Regions from separate parts of the Homo sapiens genome. Here region 1 is linked to region 2. A link is an interaction called in ENCODE POLR2A ChIA-PET data of the cell type or tissue named here. Cell type or tissue: GM12878. All regions are shown on one strand. Each heading gives the region's core, and the rest is flanking DNA. Links, peaks and the distances in the headings are about the cores only.

Region 1 (5,370 bases), core at 182-5,181, 71 kb after region 2:
TACATACATACATACATACATACATACATACATGCATGCATGCATGCATAAAATAATGCACATAGCAAAGTATCCTGCATAGGGGAGGTGCCCAATAACTGATGACCATGATTACGTGATTACTGTTCAGAAGGCTGCTGTACACACGACGAAGGGGATGGCCTCTTATCCTCCCATAGGACAGGTATGTAGCCTCTTGGAATTCGGAGGTGCCAACTGGGAGTGCTCTGAACTTCCCAGCACTGTGTAAACCAACCCATAGGATTACCTGGCCCTTCCCATGCCAACAGCCCCCAGTGCCACAGTCTACTAACTGGGGAATGCCTCCTCAAAACGATGTCACCAGCAACAGGGAACATTTCTGACTACCTCAATTATTCTCATTTGCCCAAACTAATCCAACCACTGGTTAACTTCTGCAGCCATCCCACAGGGCTAGGTCCAAGCAAGTGGGCTTTACCTGGACAAAACATAGCCGTAAAGAAAGGTCCATAACTGGAACACTGACTGAATGCGACTATATGCCAGGCACTATGAGAGATCCTTCCATAACATATGGAGTTTTATCCAATTCTCACAACTAATTACTTCTCCTTAAGTGGACCTTAATATCCCATGTTTTAGAGTTAAGAGGTTTAGAAAGGTGAAGACATTGATCTAGGTACAAATTGTCAGTCAGTGCCAGAAGGAGCACAAGAGCTGTGATTAGCCTTCTCTGGAGCCCCAGTCTCCTCGCCCACCTTGAGGCCACAGGGCCATCCCTCCCTCACAGCTCTCCTCCAAGCAGCCACATCAGCTAAGAGTGCCTCAGATGACAGGCAACATGTGTTAGATTTATTGTTCCCCCCTTTGGTCCTTGAAATAACCCTGTAAGATGGGAATCATCCCATTTTAGAGATGAGGAAGCTGAGGATCAGAGGTACCATGTAACTTAACCTAGGAGGCCAAAGCTGGGACTCCCCATGCCAGGCAGCTCCGCAGCCAGCCAGAATCGTTCCTTGCCTTGCTGCTGGCTGCACCTTAGGAGGCCCCGGGTTCCTCTGGGCTTGCCAAGGAAGATTCTGGAGGTTAGCACCCTCAGGGCCTCTGAGTGACCACAGGTTTTACTAAGCCAAGGAGGCATTTTCCTTTCTGAGTCTCTGCTTGTGCCTGATTCTGGTAACCGTGAGGTAATTGGCATTCACTCTCTTGTAGTGATCCATGGGGGCACTGAAATGAACCAGAGGGGTTCTTTCTGTTCTCAAGGGCCTTACAGGCACCCTTCTCTCTAGGATTCTCTAAAACCTTCCTCCCAACTCAGGCAGTGGGGTGTTGGGGTCAAGGCAGATGGCAAGAAGTATGCTTTATTTTGTGAGAAGCAGGTGGGAAAGGTGAGGCTGCAATTATGAGTGGGGAAGAGAATTGGAAAAACAGGCATAGGTCTGAGGAGTAGAGCAGCCTGGGGCTCCACTCCACTCTCAGAGCAACAGTGGCAGGAACCACTGCCCGCCATTAGGGAATACATGCTTAGTTTCTCCTGCACAGCAGTCCTCAAGGTCAGTGTGTCCCAGCCTGGTCTTGGAAGTGCCCTGGACAGAGATGCATGTGCCACAGAGCAGCCCCAAAGCCTATCTGAGCAGGAGATCTAGGAGGTCCTCCCTGGGCTGGCAAGAGCCGCTTTAGGCCACCCTGCCAAACAGGACCCTGGCAGTTTTGTCCCTATAGGTTGAAAGGCATGAAACATACAGTGGTAATTTTCCAGAATGAAGCCAAAAGCCATGGAGAAAGTAAACGGGGCCTCTAAGCAATCAGAAGTGATGTTTAAGTCCACAAATGAAGACACAAGCAGAGAGCCCCTCAGGGCTTCTTACTAACTTATTTTGGGTAAATATTAACAATTTTGGTGGGTACAGATATGAAGTCCGGAGAGGGCCACAGGAAACAGGAGGACTGAAAGTGACTAAGAGAGTAAGTGAAGCCCTATCAGCAGACGTGAGACCATGCAAAGCGCGCTAGGATGGGGCCTCAGTGTAGGGACGGCAGCCCTGCGCATTTCACAGGCCTCCCAAAGGCATGGCTGGGTTTGTAGTGAAGACCTAACCCAAGGAAAGGTCAAACAGTGTCCATCATGCCCTGCTAGAGGAAGGCAAGTAAACGCAGAGTTCACTTTAGAAAGATTTCCATCCAACACGATTACCATGAAGTTGGGTGTGTAAATGGAGATGTTTTAGATAGCAGTAAAATTCCCTGATATATTAGAGCTCATTCCCTCGTGATATGAGTTATTGAAAGCCACTCGTTTTGGGCATCACTCCTGGTTTAGTGAATGCTGTGGCTCAAATTCTGAGAAAAAATAAAATAAAAGCTTCAACTCCCTATTTCTCAACCAGTCTTTTCTCCTTTATTATTCAAATCCCAATTCCCTGGCAGAACTCTCTTAATAAGTTTTGGGGTTTCGCTTGGGCAAAAAATCCAAACAGGTTCTCTGCTTTAAAAGGAAACATGGTTGTTTTGGATAAATAACCTACTATTTCAAAGCCCCAGAGAAGTTGACCTGGTGACCTGTTACAGTTTCTATTTTAAGAACTCACTGTGGCCCAGATTTTGCCACATCTGAAAAACTGTTAGTTCTCAAGACAGAAATAACACCTGAAGTCGTCTTTTTAAATTCTCTGACAGCTTTGGTAAGGGCAAAAATCTGGTCTGTTCCTTCCTGAAAAAAATCACTTGGCTGACTTTTTCAAGAGTCTTTGTAGCTATTTTCAGTTTTTACCCCATGCAAAAGACCACTTTATGATGGCAATCCACAGCTCAGTACACCTCACTAGCTGTGAAGGCTGGGTAAACCTCCAGACCTCTCTGAGCCTCAGTTTCATCATCTGTACGGGGGAGGATAGTAAAATCTCTTTTGGAGGGTGGTTGTAAACATATTCATTAATGTCCAAAAAGTTCAGCACAGTCCCAGGCAGGGGCAGGTACTCAATAGGTGGAAGTTAACTTTTTTTTTTTTTTTTTTTTTGAGACGAAGTCTCACTCTGTTGCCCAAGCTGGAGTGCAGTGGTGCGATCTCAGCTCACGGCAACCTCCACCTCCCGGGTTCAAGCAATTCTCCTGCCTCAGCCTCCTGAGTAGCTGGGACTACAGGCACCTGCCACCATGCCTGGCTAATTTTTGTATTTTTAGTAGAGACTGGGTTTCACTATGTTGGCCAGGCTGGTCTTGAACTCCTGACCTTGAGATCCTCCCGCTTCAGCCTCCCAAAGTGCTGGGATTACAGGTGTGAGTCACCGCGCCTGGCCAACATTTTTACAAAGAGGAAACTGATATCTAGAGAAGGAGTTGGTCTCAGTCTCAGAGCAGGCTGGTGACAGAAAAGGGACCCACCCAAAACCTTTAGCTCCTCTGCTCTGGGCTTCTGTACCTGACAGCACTGCACACACCTTATCTTCTGCTCGTATACATTTACCAAATTGAAGCTCACCACTCCCTGTTTCAGAGGACAGGAAAACCCAAAGGCAATACCAGAAGGCTTTGCTGGACTCCAGTGGCCCAGGCACCAAGCCATTCAGAGGTTGTGCTAAGTGGGCAGAGGGAAGGCCCTGTGAGGGGGGCAAGGCCAGGAGCAAGGAGTTCCCCAGATGACTTCTCTCCTCAAGGAGAATAGCACTCACTGTTAATGCCAGCATCACCTCTCTGTAGTTCCGGTTCCCGTTGAGCCGCTTCTTCAGGGCTCGAATGGCATCCTTTGGCCTGGAAAAAAGAACAGACATATAAAGATACTTACAATCCCACTTGAGGACACGATCCTACAGATATGTGAACTAGTATATATGCAAGACTATTTGCTGGCTGCAGCATGTTTGTAAATGTAAAAGACTGGGAACAAACTGAATGTCCATCAATACACAACAGGTTAAATTAAATCATTGACACAATGGAATACTATGCAGCTGCAAAAAAGAATAAAGAAACTCATGCACCAATATACACCAAACTCAAAGACATGTGCATAAAGTTCTTTGCATAACAGTGTACAAAGCTTGCTATTAGTTGAGTTATAGAAGGAAAGCAAACATACATAGCACAGGTGCCAGCGTAGGGAAGAGACTCTCTAGAAAGAGCTATAACAACCTGGTAACTGTGGCTGCCCCTAAGGAAGGGAACCAAAGGCGGAGGGAGGTTTTTCACTGGACTGCCTTTTTGCAGACCTCTTGAATTCTGTATCACATGCAAGTATTATTTATTCAAAACCCTAACTAACCCACTGGTGTGTGGGTACATAGAAGAGAGTTTTTCCAGAGAAACCATATGAGAGACACAGAAGAGAGCGTGCCAGGTCCTTGTGAGCCCTGGATGCCCGGCTCTTCCTGAATTCCATGGAACTCCTTTTCCCAGAGAAAGCTTAAGTGAGTCTCCTTAAAACCCAACAAGTTTTGTGTTTTTAGGTGACAGATCTGAGGTGGATTCCCAGATAAAATCTTGCAGAATTATAGACAGTACTCAGTTCACAAATGGGCTCTGTCCAAAAGTTGGAGTGGAGCTGTTTGGAAGTTGGAGTGAGTTCTTCCTTAATTACTCTTATACCTTAGAGTCAGGATTCCCAGGCAGCCCTCTAAGTATACATATTACATGTAGGTCTTGTGTCTAACATGTAATTTAATTTATTCTAACTCAGGATTCAACAAAGCTGTGGGCCTAGCAGCTGCCCCTGGCACAAAGCCCCTGTGCTGACCTGACCCATCACCCTATGCTCTGGGGAGCCCTCAGTCCGGCTGTGGGCCAGCGCTTTGCAATCACACATGGGTTCCAGCCTTCCACTAATCTATGTGTCAATATACTGGTCTTTCCCAGCTTGCACGTTTGTTAAGTCAGGGATCTCCTATTCCTACAGTTTTAAAACATTTATACTCTACCAAATGAAAAGGCCCCTTCAAATGTGTATGAGGAAGTTGAGGAGGGGAAAGGGTTGATGCTCTGCTAATCAGCTTAATTTAAGAGAAACTGGGCCGGGCATGGTGGCTCACAGTCTGTAATCCCAGCACTTTGGGAGACCAAGGCAGGTGGATAACCTGAGGACAGGAGTTTGAGACCAGCCTGGCCAACATGGTGAAACCCCGTCTTTACTGAAATATACAAAAATTAGCTGGGTGTGGTGGCAGCTGCCTGTAATCCTAGCTGCTCGGGAGGCTGAGGCAGGAGAATCGCTTGAACCTGGGAGACGGAGGTTGCAGTGAGCTGAGATCACGCCATTGTACTCCAGCCTGGGCGACAAGAGTGAAACTTCATCTCCATAAAAATAAAAAAGAGAAAGTGTGTCCAGCATTATGGCTCATTCCTGTAATCCCAGGACTTTGGGAGGCCGAGATGGGTGGATCACTTGAGGTCAGGAGT
Region 2 (5,370 bases), core at 279-5,278:
AGAAGGGAGATAATATGGGTGCAGCACTTAGTACGCAAGAAGCGTTTAATTAAGGCCAAGGGCTGCCGAGTGGCAGCTGCGGTGGGTGCAGGGACCTCCCCCTTCTAGGGCAGCCCCAGGAAGGGGCCACCCCTCACCACAGCGGGGCTGATGGTCTGGGATGAGGCCACTCCTGAAAACAGGTCACTTCCGGGAAACTGAGGCCTGGAAATAAGGGTTTCCTGACTGCCAGCACCGATGTCCCTCTGCCAGATGGGTGAAGTCTGCCCCTCCCCCTCAAGGCCTCACAACCCAGCAGTCACCAAGTGAGTCCCGACCCACTATTCATTGTAGGGCCCTGGGAAGCCAGGAAGGGCTGCAGTCCCTAGGACAGAAGATGGGTAAGGAAGGGGTGACAGGCTCTAGGGTTCTTTTGAGGAGGTGCCTGGGCCTGTCTTCCCTCTTTTGTCAAAGGTAAAAGTTACACACACACACACACACAAAGTGATCAGAGCCTGGCCAGTTGATTTTGCAGCCAAGTAGACCACCAGCAAAGCCTGCCTCTGCCCCAAACTGCAGGCCAGCGCCTCTGCCTGGTCCACACCCCAGTTGGCTGCAACCTGAGAGGGTGCCTGAACCCTGGGCAGACCCAGCGACTCAGCAGTCCATTGGGGGCTGGGGTCCCTGCGGCCTCAACCTTGCTCTCTATTCAGGACCCTAAGCAAGAAAACCCAGCCATGTCTCTCTCGCAACCTGTCCTCGCCACCGCCGTCCAGCCCAGGCCCTTATTTCCCAGCTTTGGGAGGTTCAAGGACAACAGACGGCCTCTCTAGCATGGCCCAACCCTCCCCTCAGCCCGCGGGTGTTCCCTCACCCCCAAAACAAAACACAGCATTGCTCTTGGCAAAGGCTCTGACATGAGTGACTTAAGACAGGGAAGCGTCCTTGACCCAAAAGCACACTGAGAGCTGAACTCCAGGCATGAGTTCCCCATGGCCTCCCAGCCTGGTTCTTTCATTACTTTGCTCCCCAGTTTCTGAGCCTAGAATGTGGTGAGACCAACAAGCAGATACTAGCCTGAGACAGCAGGGCCAGGGCCACTGTGAACAGTCAAGCCTGTCCCCTCCCCTTACCCATCTTGGCTTTACCACATATTCCTGCCTCTTATTGTGTCTTTATTTGTCTCATCTTCCTGCTCTAACCCCCTCCCATCCCACTGAGGAAGCGCGATGGGAGAGGGCGGTTGCTCTCTGAGCCCCAGGGGCAGCAGAGTCATTAAAGACTCTGATGGGGGTGGGGCGGGGGGGGCCTTCCAAGAGGAGGGGGTGTGACCTGGGAACAGAGGGCTGGCCCTTGGGCAGAGGGCACAGACTAAGCTAAGATGCCCCGAGGAAGGGGGAAGGGCCTGGGTGCCACTGGCCATGGCCAGCCTCTGAAACTCAAGGCCTGGCCAAACCCTGGCTCACTCTCCCCTGGGGCTGATCTACTGGCCAATTTCTTTTTTTTTTTTTTTTTTTTTTGAGACAGAGTCTGGCTCTGTCACCCAGGCTGGAGTGCAGTGACACGATCTCAGCTCACTGCAACCTCTACCTCCCGGGTTCAAGTGACTCTCCTGCCTCAGCCTCCTGAGTAGCTGGGATTACAGGTGTGCGCCACCACACCTGTAATGAAATGTAATTTTTGTATTTTTAGTAGAGACAGGGTTTCACCACGTTGGCCAGGCTGGTCTCGAACTCCTGACCTCAGGTGATCCTCCCACCTCGGCCTCCCAATGTGTTGCGATTACAGGCATGAGTCACCGTGCCAATTTCTGTGGAAGCTGGTCACCAGGTTAAGACTGAAAAAGGAAACTCTAGAGCCAGCCCTGCAGCCTCCCTCAGAGACACACCCAAGTGGGCTATCTGGGGCTGCATGCCAGGCCCTGCTCTTCCTTTAGCCCCTCCCTTGCTGTGTGATGGGGACAGTCCACTCCCCACCCTCTGAGCTCCCACACCTACGATCTCCAGAGGTGGGAATTCTGGGAAAGCAAGTGTGTAAAACATCCATCACTCAACAGTCTCAACAAAGGTTAGTTCTCTCTACAGCAATTAGAATGGTTTAGAACTGGAAAGTCAGGTAGTGAGTTGCCTGATACTTGCAGTATTCACGTTGGAGCTCCATTACCATTCGACTGAGTCTTTTTTTTTTTTTTTTTAAGGGGAGTTAACGGGGCCAGTCTAGAGTAAGGCAGCTGAGGCACCTTGGGTGCACAATTTAAGGAAGAGCCTCTCTTGCCTCCCCTAGTCCCTGTCCTGGAAGCTGGGAGAGCTGGTCTCTAGGGGCTCACTGTGGCACCCAAATTGCGGCCCACCCATGGGTGAACCGGGCTTCCCTATGAACACTGAGAAGGCCCTTGTGGTTCCCACACACACTCTGAACACAGGAAGGAAGAGGAGGCATAGACTCTGGGCCATGGTGGCCCCAACTGCTCCCTAGTTCACCTTCCCCAGGCTTGTGAAGCCCTGCCACCCCTCCCCAAGCCTGGGTTCCTCCTCTTCCCTCTTCTTCTTCCTCTCCTGCCCTGATTCTATCAGGACCCAACAGGAAACCTGAACCCCCACCTGGCATCCCTCCCCAGTTCTACCTTCAAACCTCTCTCTGAAGGCAGATGCAGGCGCCCTTTAATGACTCTGGCCGATGTATTCTGTGAGGCCATGAGGGAAATCCTGGGCAGGCCTCATGGCATGCGCTTGTAGGGCCCAACGCTGACCAGCACAGAAGCCTACAACCCAAACAAGGCCTTGAACCCCAAACAACCTCCTGGAAGAGGGAGCTCTTCACCTGCCCCCACAGCCTTGTCCACAGAACCCAGATCCATCTCTGACAATATCTACTGTGTGCCAATCCTGTGCCAGGCACTGGGGCCATTATAGATGAGGTGGTCAGGGCAGCCCATCTTAGGAGGTGACATCTGAAAGGAGGACTGAATGATATGAGGGAGTGGGCCGGAAGGGAGGGCAGAAGAAACAGTGTGTGCAAAGGCCCTGCAGTGGGCGTGGGCAGGATAGGAGGAGCGGAGGCAGTGAGGGGGTGGAGGCCAGGACGGCCACCAAGGAGCTGGGATTCCAACTCAGGTTGGTCTGTCATCTGAGCCAAGGACCCCAATTCTCCAGGGAATGGGTGGGAAAGGGATTTGCCAATTGATCCCTGCACTACAGACCACAAAGCTGCACCAACTGTGAAGAAGGGTCAGCCACAGGGGAGGATGTGGCACAGGTGCTCATGGGATTCCAGAGCACACCCTCTCGGCCTGCTAATGGAGGCAGCAGGGTGAGGATGGGTGCCCACCATCCCTCCAGGGAGCTGGGCTGCACCCCACCTGCTGTTCTGCTCCCACCAGGCACTTCCTTGATCCTCCTAACTGGAGTCGGCGGTCCTCGTGTTCTCAGCTGGTCGTGTATCCAGCAGTGGCACAGGCTGCCCTTTGTGCACTCATGGCTGCCCCGGGGGCACAAGTGTGTGCCAGCTCTTCCCGGAATGGGACGCACCCATGGCTGGAGCCCCAGGTGCACCTGGGCGCAGGTCCTCTTGAGGAAACTAAGGCTCAGACGGAGGCCTCGTGCCCAAAGTCCCACAGCTGCCATATGAAGAATCTGGTACACAAACCCCATTCTGCGGCCCCAGAGCCTGCCCTTCAGCCCCAGCCTGTGGGGGACAGCAGTGAGCCCCAACTCCGGCCTGCCTCTGCCCTGACCAGCTATCCTCATTTGTCGCAGTTCAGTGAGTGTGTGCAGAGTGCAAAGACAGAGAGGACAACACGAAGCTCTTTAAGGCTCAGCTCCGGCACTGCCTCCTCCTGGAGGCTTCCTAACCACCACCCCCCCAGACCTATCCACCTGCCCTGCCAAATTAGAGGCTGGGCCTCAGCTGGGGGCCCCTCCTGTCAGGGCCTGAACCAGCTGTGACCCCAGCCTCACCCAGCACAGGGCTGACCACAGCAGGGACCCCAGTCAGAGGCCGTGCAGACTCCAGCCATGGCTTCCTCCACCCTCGTCTGCCTCCACCCCCATCCCCTAACTGGTGTCTCCCTGGGCCTCCCTTTCCCTGCCTGCTTTCTGAACACCACAAGCTATTGAAGGCCAGGCTGTTCCCTCCACCAGGAATGCCCTTTCCACCTGGTGAATTCCTATTCCTCCATCAAAACTTGCTCTGATGCCACCTCCCATTCTTCCCTTGTCTGTGCCCCTCCACATGCCAGCTCCCAACATACTGACCGTCTGACCCTATAAACCTCAGAGCCACGTTTCCTCCTCCCCACTAGGCTCTTCCCGGAGCTACAGGTGTGCGGAATTACCCTCAGCAGCACCTGCGAGATGGCAATTACATGTGATGCTGGTCGGCACCAATTCAGACACCTTGTCCGAGAGGTGGCCCAGGGCACATACTTATCACTGGCAGCTGAAAACAACCCACGGGCCTGATGCAGTGGCAATTCTGGGAGTAGCCCCTGCTGCTGGGCACCTGTTTTCAGTCAAAATGGCAGTGCTAAGGTTAGGCGCAGGGGCTCACACCTGTAATAACAGCACTTTGGGAGGCAAAGGCAGGCAGATCACTTGAGCCCAGGAGTTCAAGACCAGCCTGGGCAATGTAGCAAGGCCCCATCTCTACAAAGTTTTAAAAATAGCTGGGCATGGTGGCATGAGCCTGTAGTCTCCATTACTCTGGAGGCTGAGGTGGGAGGATCCCTTGAACCCGGGAGTTCAACATTGCAGCGAGCTGTGATTGTGCCATGGTATTCCAGCCTGGGTGACAGAGCAAGACCCCGTCTCTAAAAACAAACTGGCTCACGCCTGTAATCCCAACACTTTGGGAGGCTAAGGCAGGCAGATCACGAGGTCAGGAGATCAAAACCATCCTGGCCAACATGGTGAAATCCAGCCTCTACTAAAAATACAAAAATTAGCTGGGCGTGGTGGTATGTGCCTATAGTCCCAGCTGCTTGGGAGGCTGACGCAGGAGAATCATTTGAACCCAGGAGGCGGAGGTTGCAGTGAGCCGAGATTGTACCACTGCACTCCAGCCTGGTGACAGAACGAGACTCCATCTTAAAAAAAAAAAAAAATATATATATATATATATATATATATATATGTATACACACACACACACACACTCACACATACACACACACACACATATATATATATATTTCTCCCTCTTGAGTTGTTTCTCTGCAGCTTGTTTTAAAGCTCATATGAAGGCAGCAAGATGTTTTCGAGCTGCCAGGCTCCAGTCTGGAAAAGATAAAGCCCTTTACAACCTTCCCTACAACGTATTCCCTTTCCTTCTAGCATCACCGGCACTGGGTGATGGTCATTGTCTTTTATGTACTTTTGGTGGCTTTGCTTAGTC

The links. ChIA-PET counts read pairs that join two places held together with the same protein. Peaks named below come from ENCODE experiments on the same cell type or tissue, not always from the same donor. Only the 100,000 strongest peaks of a DNase experiment are listed, where the experiment ranks them.
Region 1: POLR2A ChIA-PET joins it to region 2 with 8 read pairs; 7 of 35 experiments call an interaction of 5 or more read pairs at or near these places.

What each region holds. Positions count from the first base shown.
Region 1 is chr17:17,894,946-17,900,315 of GRCh38, forward strand. TOM1L2 (target of myb1 like 2 membrane trafficking protein) reads right to left here. Exons shown (of 15, transcript NM_001082968.2): 3 at 3,651-3,729. Among named protein-coding and RNA genes, the nearest start is that of SREBF1, 61 kb to the left of the region's middle. RefSeq lists an enhancer at 2,809-2,858. In GM12878, for the core only: no CTCF peak of the experiment used is centred there; a DNase peak (open chromatin) is centred at 2,706; H3K4me3 peaks cover 751 bases; H3K27ac peaks cover 958 bases.
Region 2 is chr17:17,824,127-17,829,496 of GRCh38, forward strand. All of the region lies in intron 1 of SREBF1 (sterol regulatory element binding transcription factor 1), which reads right to left. Among named protein-coding and RNA genes, the nearest start is that of SREBF1, 10 kb to the right of the region's middle. RefSeq lists enhancers at 145-194, 205-384, 3,021-3,742, 3,743-4,464. In GM12878, for the core only: no CTCF peak of the experiment used is centred there; no DNase peak of the experiment used is centred there; H3K4me3 peaks cover 50 bases; H3K27ac peaks cover 233 bases.